2 separate regions of the Homo sapiens genome follow, and region 2 is linked to region 1. The links are chromatin loops, found by intact Hi-C in ENCODE. Cell type or tissue: Calu3. All regions are shown on one strand. Links, peaks and the distances in the headings refer to the core of each region. The heading gives the core; the rest is flanking DNA.

What was found. Peaks named below come from ENCODE experiments on the same cell type or tissue, not always from the same donor. Only the 100,000 strongest peaks of a DNase experiment are listed, where the experiment ranks them.
Region 2: it touches region 1 in a loop (4-fold over the local background); 1 of 110 quality-filtered maps calls a loop at or near these places.

The regions. Positions count from the first base shown.
Region 1 is chr3:190,455,587-190,460,980 of GRCh38, reverse strand. No RefSeq gene overlaps it. Among named protein-coding and RNA genes, the nearest start is that of TMEM207, 8.4 kb to the right of the region's middle. In Calu3, for the core only: no CTCF peak of the experiment used is centred there; a DNase peak (open chromatin) is centred at 2,750.
Region 2 is chr3:190,559,946-190,565,274 of GRCh38, reverse strand. IL1RAP (interleukin 1 receptor accessory protein) reads right to left here. Exons shown (of 12, transcript NM_002182.4): 3 at 922-986. The coding sequence starts at 985. Among named protein-coding and RNA genes, the nearest start is that of IL1RAP, 49 kb to the right of the region's middle. In Calu3, for the core only: no CTCF peak of the experiment used is centred there; DNase peaks (open chromatin) are centred at 1,974, 2,244 and 4,614.

The DNA of each region.
Region 1 (5,394 bases), core at 108-5,107:
GTAAATTGGTACAGTTGCTTTGGACAAGAGTCTGGAATTTCCTCAAAAAAACTAAATATAAAGTTACCATTTGACTCAGCAATTTGAATTATTTATATACATATATGAGATATGTAATTGTTTCATAAACAAATATATTTATGTCTTTGACTCTACATATGATATATATCTATATGATCTATATATAGACAGAAATAAACATTTGTCCACACAAGAACTTGTACATCAATGGTCATAATATTATTCATAAAAGTTAAAAGGTGAAAACAACCCAAATGTCCATCAGCTGATGAGCACAGAAACATAATGTGGCAAATCCATACAATGGAATATTATTTAACAACAAAAAGGAGTGAAGTGATAATACATGACACAGTATGGATGAACCTTGAACACATCATGTGAAGCAAAAGAAGGCTTTAAGTAGAATATATTTTAGTATTCATTGCTAAATGGTTTTGCAAAGATTTTCCTATTTTGCATATATAACACAAATGAAATCATACAATATGCGATCCCAGAGATCACATATTGTATGAATTCATTTGCGTTATATATGCAAAACAGGAAAATCTATGGTGATAGAAAGTAGTTTAGTAGCATTTAGGGATGGGGAGGATAGACAGTTGGGAGGGCGGATGATAGCTAAAGGGTACAGGGTTTCTTTTGGGGATGATAAAAATATTCCAAAATGATGATGTAGCACAGCTCTGAGAATATATTAAAATCATTGAATTGTACACTTTAAATGGTAACTAGTATGATACCTGAATTATATACATCTCCGTAAAGTTGTTACTAAAAATAAGATCGTATGTTAAGACCAATTCCTATCTTAAGAAAGCAAGGAGGTAGAATTTGTGTGTTGTGGGGATGAGAGCAGGCAATGAGAATGATGGTCTAAAGGGGTAACCATGTTTCTTCTTTGAGTGATGGGTGGATAGAGATGATGTATTCAAGTTGAGGATAGATTTAGCTGGAAGGATATGTGAAACTTCCAAGTAGCTATGTCTGTGAGACAGTTAAATACACAGGTCTTCAGTTCAAAACTTTTTTTTATCTAGAGATATAAATCTAGAAACATTTAGCATACTAACAGTAGCTGAAGATAAAGGGCAGAATGAAGTCATCTAGTGTATCTTTAGAGAACATGGCAAAAGGATAAGCTACTGGGAACATCGATGGTAAAGGGGTTGGTTAGTAAAAGAAAAAGAATCAAAAGAAAATGAAAGAAAATCTGAGATGCAGGAAGAAAACCAGAAGACAGAAATGTCTCAGAAACTCGAAGAGGAGAAAATTGAAAAGATGAAATAGCCAACATTTTCAAATGTCAATTTGGGATGACCACATTTTAGGTGTAGCAACTAAAGTGTTTAATCCAGAGAAGTGAAGATGATAGGATAGAAGCAGAAATAAGTGCAGAGTTTGTTACCTGATATCTGAAGACTAATCATATATAAACTGGAATAGATTTGTCTTTTTGTGGCTCTAAATGCCAGAAACAACATATCCATTTCCTCAGTCGCTCCTTGTTTCTTTGTGGTGAAAACACTTAAAATCCATTATTTTAGCTATTTTGAAATATACAATACTTTATTAGCTGTACACCTCATATGGTGTAACAAATTACCAGAGCCCATTTCTCCTTTGTACCCTTCGCCAACATCTCCCCTTTCTTCATCCATGTCCCCAACCACAATTTCACTTGATAATTCCAAATTAAATAAGACAACATTTATTAAAAATACTTTAAAAATCCAGAATTAAAACCAATGTGTGGGAAAAAATTCAGTTCCATTAAGGAAGAAAAGTTATGTATTTTGTGAGAATTACCCAAAGATAAAATCAACTGCTCCAGTGGGTTTTTCGTACTAGAGTGATAAAAGTGTCCATGTTCAAAGATATGATATATCTATCATCATCATCTAGAAGTCCTTAATAAATAGCAGGTTGAATCATATATAATTGAGAGTATTAAATCATTTTAACCAACAAAATATAATTTTATATGGTTCAATCTAATAATTACTGAATGAACAAAGGAATAAATGAATATTAAATTAGGAAGTCCTTTTAATTTTCAGTAGATAAAAATATAACTCCTTTAAAAAACAGTTTTAGCAGGACAAAAAAAAATAAAAACACAAATTTACTACAGCGCTTGCCAGAAAAAAATAACCTTTTCTTTCACTGTGTGCTAAACATTTTTGAAGAGGTCTAAAGCAGTTAGTTAAGTATTGCGTGTACATTTATTTACTCGAGTAGATTTACTCAGAAACATTATATTGAAAATCCATTGTGCCTTTTATATACTGATAAGCAAAATTGTTATTTTACTATTTATTATTATTATGAATAATGCCAAAAATGAAAAAAGCTACCTAAAAAAGTGACAGAAAATGTAATAGCAAGATATTTTTTCATTTAAAAGGAAAAGGCCTTATCCTTTAATTCAGCTTATATAACTTATATGATTCAATATTTGTTGTTTTTTGTCATCTTTGCAAAAGAATCTTAAGCTTCACAGAAAGAAAGGAGTGGCTAGTTTAAAAATTTTTTCAAGATTCCAAGTTACTCTGAATATAATTTTCTTATGTTGTTGTCAGGGAGGCATGAATGTCACCACAAGTGCAATTTTTTGTTCTTATTTTGATTTCCATTAACTAAGTTTTCCCTTTTCAGCCACTTAGTGTCACCCTATCACAACCGAAATTACAGCCTAAATTACAGAGACAAAGTGCTCCTGTCCTCAGCCATAGTGGAATGCAGACTCCACGGAGCAGAAATTCTCCCTAGGGCATTCACTGGTCAATCTTTCCTTTTCCTTTACATTCCTCATTCAAGGGAATTGCTGGCAAAATTATGTGATGGGAAAATGAATATTTGGTTTCCTTGACATTTTGGTACATTTACAGCCTAAATTACTTTCATCATACTGTTAAAAATCTGATCAATTATTAACATGTTTAACACCTAAATAAAAACTAAGTAAAGACATGATTAATTATTAATAATATGCTGAAGTACATGCAACCATTTTTTGGTTTAGATGTTAATAGTAGCAAGCACGTCACTTGACATTTTCTCCAGCCAGAACGATCTCTCAATGAGATACTAATCATGGTGTCACCTTGCTTAAAAATCCTCGAAGCAATTTCGTTTCCTGAAGGGAAAGAGTTGTGCAGTCTCCTTATTCCGATAATCAAACCTCCACGGTATGTCCCTGCATTCCTGTTTCTAGCTTCATTGAACTCCCCTGTTGCCATACCCCAAGGATACCTTACACATTCTTGACTCTGTACCTTTGCTCATCTGTTATCTGCCGTCTAAGATGCTCATAACATTCACTTTTCTTTTATGCATACTTAATGATTTATCTCTAATAATGTCTCCTCCATGAAACTTGCTATGAAATAGACACAAGGTTATAACACAAAGAATTCAGAGTCAGAAAGTTTCCTCATCCTCCAGTTAATATTTTATAAGTGTGGAGAAATGTTTCTATAATCCAAATTCCCCATGGTATAAATTTCTTCTCGTGTCTCATTATCTAACACTGGACACACCTAAACTAATACCATGCCGAAACTAATTGTTAACAAAGTGAATGAATGTATAACACAAATGGTTGAGCCTTCCATGGGGATAAAACCTACGCTACATGGAAGAGGAGTAAATAGTTCAATAAAACCACTGCTATAAGAAAAGAGGAATCGATTTTGATTAGGCAGTCATTATTGGTTTTAGCGCTTTCCAATGCAAAACTAATTGCTATCTCCTTAAATCCAAATTGCATTTTCTTTACACTGTTATTAAAGAAATCATATTCCAGTCTCCTGTGTGTCTGACATGAGAAACAGACTTGAGACTTCATCTCTGTATCCTCAGTATCGGGCACACAGTGAATACCAACAAAGGTCTGTGGAAGCAAATGCCATCAGGTGTATTCCTGAATAACAGAATGATGACTCTGTATGTACTTCATGTCTAGACAGCAATACATTGAAGTTAAAGGGAGAAGAGGAGCATTTGTGTACACATGCTGCTGGCAGGCATGGTAGTTTCTTTTTCCAATTCCTCTTCTCTCACTTCCTAGCTATATGAATGTTGGCAAGGTACACAAGTTCTATTGTTTTACCATCTCCATCTGTAAAATGGAATGACTTTACATGAAAATAAGTTATGGTAAGGCTTAAGCAATCACTAATTGTAGATTGCTTAGCCCAGTGTCAGAGACTTGGTAAATAGTATCTACAGTTAGTACAATCTGCTTAGATCAGAAAATTCTGGCTATTTTGGTCAGTGTGATATGTGGAAATAAAAGAAGCTTCCAGGAGCTTGTATTCTCTCCACAAACCAAACAGAGCCAATTTTCATAGTGATGGATAGGCCTAACAAGTCACATTTGTCCTTTACTAACTGTCATGGAAACAGCAAAATTGATAAATTCTGAATTCTCTCATCACTTCTTCTGGATTTAAAACAACAAAGCGAACAGCTCAAAAAGCATTCTTGATTATTATTTTTAATATAATACTGACTCTAATATTTATGTACAAACTGAGAAAACTTGGCAGCCCAAAATGAAAGTAGGAAGGGAGGTATGTAAAGTGAGATATAAAAGAAGAACTAAGAGTATTTATTCTTCATGCATTCACAAAGGTTTGGGTAATACTTTGCATAACCAATTTTGAAAGTTAGAATTCTAAACTTTTAATATTTTACAATGAAGAAAAATCCGGTAAAATGTGTGAAAGGAACTATGGAATAGAGTTTAATATCTGCCACACTGTATTTAGTAGACCGGTAAATTCACCTATTAAACAACTGCAATGTTTATTCAATGATTTTAAAAGCAAACCAGAATTTGCAATTTATCAGGAATTCGATAATGTTGTCAGTTAATAAAACAACTCCTACCCTTACACACATCTAACCTAAGCATGGTTTGTCAATTATTACCATAAACAGTGCCACTTATAGCAAATGTTTAACTCCAAGTTATGTCAAAGCACTTTTCAGAGTGATATAATTTGTGTTAAATTTGCAAAGGACTACATTTAATGGTCCATTTCAGACATGGCCTCTTAGTTGCTGGTACAATCTAGTAATGAATGTAGAACAAACCAATGTCAAGTTTTCTGTTCAAAATGCTGTAGAGATACTATTTCCCCAACCTGGCCTTAGATTCATCTACCGACTGAGCCTATGTAGCAACATTGATTCTCTTCTCTCCCCTTCATATTTTTCTGGTTGACAGTTTCTTATATTCACATGACATTAGCTTAATCAGTAAAATTCTAGCAAAAGTGACCTAAGCAGCTTACTTTCTAGTTAGCCAACTGTTATGATGATTTTTAACCAGCCTCTAGGCCAGGTCATTTAAACGTTACT
Region 2 (5,329 bases), core at 1-5,000, 100 kb before region 1:
AGCTTTATAAAATGAGGACCTCTAGGTTCCCTTCATTACAATTAGAGAACCATTGCATTAGGTTTTGGTTGTTTTGTTTGTTTGTTTGTTTGTTTCTTTTTTTTTTTTCAGTCCTACAGTTGAACCAAGTAAATGTTTGGAAAGAGACAAATTTCAGTTTTAGATACTAAAATCAAAGAGACAAATTTCAGTTTTATGTACTAAAAACTTTCTAAGAATTTGATTAGTCCAAAAACATAGGCTGAAATGTAATGATTAATAGTCAGAGATAGAGAGTGATTCTGGGCATAATTCTGGGAAGAAGAGGAGATCTGAAAAGATGGACTTTCAAATAGCAAGTCTCTTCCATATCTAATTTCACGTGATCCAGGCCCATGATGACTGAGTTTGGTTTTCAAACTCTATAAAGGTCTTAGCTGGTTCCTCTTATAAAGCAACATCCAGAGAAAGAATGAGTCTAAAGACAGATCCTTTCTTTTTCCTATATAGAAACAATATGACAAAAACTCATTATTTTATTTAACATCTCAATGGATTATTACCACTGATAACTTTTCCACCACTGGCTCAAATTTGAAAAACAGATTGTGCTATTATCACTCCCATTTTTCCCCCATAGGACCTGAGGTAAGGGAAAAAAGCAATATTCTAGTTGGCTGAGTGTGAAGGTAATGAAAAATACCTGTGTTTAAACACAGCGGCCCACTGCCCCCTGTGTACTCTATCCCATGAAGACTAGAGACAGCAATGGTTCTTTCCATCATCAAAATTCTATTATTCTGCTTTATGATTATTTGCTACCGCAGAAGACAATGGACATGAATAACATTATGTTTATTTAAATTCATTTTCAGGAAGAGTGGACTCATTACCCTACGCATGACTTGCATTTTAATACATTGTCAAAAGCCATTCACTTACCTGAGGCATCACTTTGCAGGATTCCATAAAAGTAGAGACTCACTACACACCACAGAAGTGTCATCCTGTAACCATAAATACAAAGGTAAGGGAAATCACTTACTACTTTCAAGGGCTTAAATAATAATAACTAGCATTCATGCCTGCTGACTATAGACTAGGGACTGTTCTAAGAATTTTACAATATTAACAAATTTCATTGTCAGAACCAACCAATAAGACAGGTTTTATTTTGTTTCTGTTTTTTTGTTGTTTGTTTTTCAATTCCCATATTACATGCAGATAAAGAAGTTTAATACACAGGTTTAAATAACATAACTAAGATCCTTTGGCTAGAGACAAGTTTCAATAACATCACCACGATCCTTTGGCTAGAGAGTGGTAGAGCTATGATCAAACTCCAGCTTTCTGGCTCCACAACTCTCTTTTTCACTGAACTATAACTGCCTACTTAAAAAATATTCATCTGGATTTTTTGACCAGGATTTACATTTCTGGCAGATAAATTCAACCTTCTTACCCCTCTTTGCATTCCCTTGGTCTATTTCTAGTTGGAATACTTTACAATCCAGGTACTTTTCCCTTTTAGTGACACATAGACACATAGAAAGTCTAGAAATCCTGGATTCAGACTTTGTCTGCAATCTACCATACTGTGAATTTATATTAAGGAAAATATATAAATCTAATTCCTGCTGTTCGTGCTCTCCTCTTCTCACTGGAAGACAGAAATGATGAGGGAGGAGTCAACTTTCTATGATCTTTCGCCTTCCTATTAATAACCAGCTGAAACAGCCAACTGCTGTGAACCATACCCTTACATTTGGTTGCATGATATTTAATGCTGAAGATGTGGAGATTTGACAGCTCTGTGAAGTATTTCTTTTTCTACTACCCAAGAAATATCTGGCCACTGGTAAAACCTCTGTGGGTTATAAATACTGAAACCTGAAGATGATGCAGAAATTCCATGCTCAAGAACTCTGCTTTCTGTGTCGAAGGTAACAGCCATATAAGAATGCTTGCAGAGGTCTTGATAACTTGTCCAGCTCATATTTCCAGTAAGTGACAAAGATGCTATTTATATCCACATTAGGCTAACTACAAAGATTATTATCTCAAATAGCCTATGCCACAAGTTTCACAACCACAGGTATGCAGCAGCTTAAACAGATCAAAGAGGTATTTGATAAATAAGATGACCATATAACATCATTTAAAATGGGCCAATTTTAAGAGCATTAAATTATAACAAAAGATATAAACTACACAAGGAATCCAAGAGGTGTGGCCACCCTAAAGGACTATGCAAGTTTCCAACTCCCGTCACCTCTCTTGACCACACCTCTCCAAAAATCTCTGGTTCATGCTTCCTTTTTTAGCCTGGTTGTACACAAATCACAGGTGAGCTCGTCATATCACAAGCTGTTGTTTCATCTGATAAATTAAATGATGTTTTCTTCCCAGCACCTCTTCCTTCCAGCTCTTATATTATGACCTTGGGGAAATCTTTTTCTCTCCATCAGTCTTTCATTTATTCAATAAAACATGTATTGAGCATTTTCTCCTTCTTTTCCAAATTTTTTAGTTTGTGTGTGTGTGTGGTTATGTAGCAGATGTGTGTGTGTGTGTGTGTGTGTGTGTGTGTGTGTGTGTGTGGACGAGATATGTTTTGATACAGGCAAGCAATGTGAAATAAGCACATCATGGAAAATGGAATATCCGTCCCCTCAAGGATTTATCCTTTGAGTTTCCAAGTTGCTATGATACAGCTACGAAGCCTCTCATGGGCAAAATGTAGGGTCTTCTCTAAAGGCACTTTTCCACAGTAAAGATGAACCCCCAGCAAGACACTTTAGTATCATCAACTATGTATAGAACACACATCTAGAGACACTTAAGAGATAAAAAGAGTTACCAGACAGAAATTCTAGCACTAGGCAGGGTCTAACAGAAACTTAAAATGTGCACCAAAAAAAAAACCCCCTGCAATATGAAGTAAAAAGTGATAAAAATAGAGAGGAACAGATAAGTGTTATTGAAGATTAGCAAAGGAAAGAGGTCACTCCAGCCAAGACAATAAAAGAAGACGAAACACAAGAGGTGACATTTGAACTGGTATGGATATTTAGACTTGAGACAGAAGGAACATGTGAGAAAAAGAAACTTTCAGTGGAGAATAATGCTCAAAGGTAGTGAAAGCATAGAACACAAATGGAAAATAGTATATAAAGAACTGAGTTTTGCTCAAGCACAAGGTTTTAGAAAAAGAACTACAGAAGATTTTGTTGGAAAGCAGACAGTGGTAGAATCATAATATGGCAAAGCCTTAAATAACAGGCCAAAGGCTTGGGATTTAAAGAGCAAATAGGGAGTCACCAAAGTTTTCTGAGTAGGGGAGCAACATGACCCTCAAATTGTACTTTATAGAGCACTGCCAGGCGCGTATTAGATAGATGGCTGCTAAATTCTGTCTTGAAGTCATTTTGGCTCCTGAATCTGTTATCACAATAATTGCTATCTTCCTAGCTTTGTGACATCTACAGACTTGATCAGCATGCAACCTATATCTTCATCCAAGTCATTAATAAATGTAATTAATAATTCTGCATTAAACTTGCCAGCAAAGAGCAACTAGAGATTTCACTGCATTCAGGGAACCGTAATTTCAGCCCCACTTCTCAGCTATGCTAAAGCAATACGCCCTCCCAAATTGCTGTCAGCTATTTAAAAACCCCCACATACCTCTAGATTTTCCCAGTTTGCCTGTTTATAAGCTGCTGAATTCCTAAGGCAACATTTATAAGACATTCTAATTAGTGTGATTGAGGGCCTTAATTGATATTCCCAAGAGTAACTGGATTATGCTGAAGGCAGCAAAGAGTCAGGTCACCAAGGCAAAGCTAATCTAAAGATAACCTGTCTGCGAACACACATCCAGGGCCAGTCCTGCCCTGTGATGAATTAGAATAAAGCAGACTGAAAAGGAAACGTGATTGAACAGGCTGGTTTTGACAGATTAAAGGTACCAATGTTATTGGGAGGCGCCTGGCTGATCTGAAACCTCTCAGAGAATGCTGGGTCATTTAGCATTGTCTTGTATTCAGCCTTAGAATTTTATTATCGTAAAGAGTAATACACTTTTGGTTGTTGCGTCTTAGAGTGAGAGGGTGCTGGGTCAGAGATGGAGGAACTGTCAGAAAGCAAAGGGACGTGGGTAATAAACACAGATTCTCAGTGTCTAAATTAGAGCTTAGCTTTAGATTATTGCAATGGGGCCTAACAGACCCTGCTGTTGCTTCAGATGATTCTAACCTACATATAATATCTTCCCAGCCTTTCCTGCATTATCCGTGTAATTTACTGCATGATAATCCTCATGCTCCCTCCCTTATCTTTTGGTACATCTCTCATATTTAATCCTATTGTTTCCCAGTATATCAACTTTAATGACTATATCATTTAGCAAGAAGATTTAAAATGTACTTAGTTCTCTGTAATCGACGACAATGTTAAAGATGGGTCTTCACGTGCTCAGCACCTTAACATCTACTTCCGCATATGAAACTTTTTATCGTCTGCATTCTCTAGACTTGGTAATCATTAGCATCTCCTTATCTGCATCACTCTGACCACTGAATTCTCTCACCTAGCCCGCAGGTGACAGGCTGAAACTAGGTTTGCTGTGCCAAGGGTGGGATTTGCCATGAATCACCATTTGTTCTGCCTGCCTTCCGCTCAGCAGCACTTCACCAGATCACAGGACTGGATTTGTCCCTCAGTTTCCTGATCCCATATATAGCTCTATACTCAGAAAACACCCACTTAGGCCTTCAGCCTGGTGCTCGTCAGCACCCTCTTCCAGGAGCCTACCTTATGTCCCTGTAAAGACTTGCAGTCAGCTAGATAAACCTCCTATAACCATGAAACTGCTAAACCTGCTTCATTCTGCCATGGTTGACTGACACCCTTTTCTATGACCTGCCCACTGAAAACTACGACCATTCGCACTTTTGAAAACTTGGCCATTCACGCCAAGGAATACACCCCAGAAGGCCATCCCCATAAAAGGTCAACCCTGTAGTCAAATCACTTCCTTGAGTCCCAATCCTGCCCTAATCCCATTCAGATCTTTCCTTTTATTTTCTCTAAGTTACTGCAAAAAGTCTGAGTAGGTCTGGCATTTCTGTGGTTACCTAAGATACAATGAACAAGCCTTTGAAGAAAACAGGAAAAGCTACTAATTATTCCATTCTACACAAAAGGGATAGCATTTAGTAAGACATGAGAGTTATTTTCATCATCAGTCTTTTGTGGAGTTTACAGGGCTTTTTTTGAAAATAGGATCCTTGTGCAGAATATTTCAAATCTAATATTTATCAGCAAATGAAAGTTTTGGCAAAGTGAC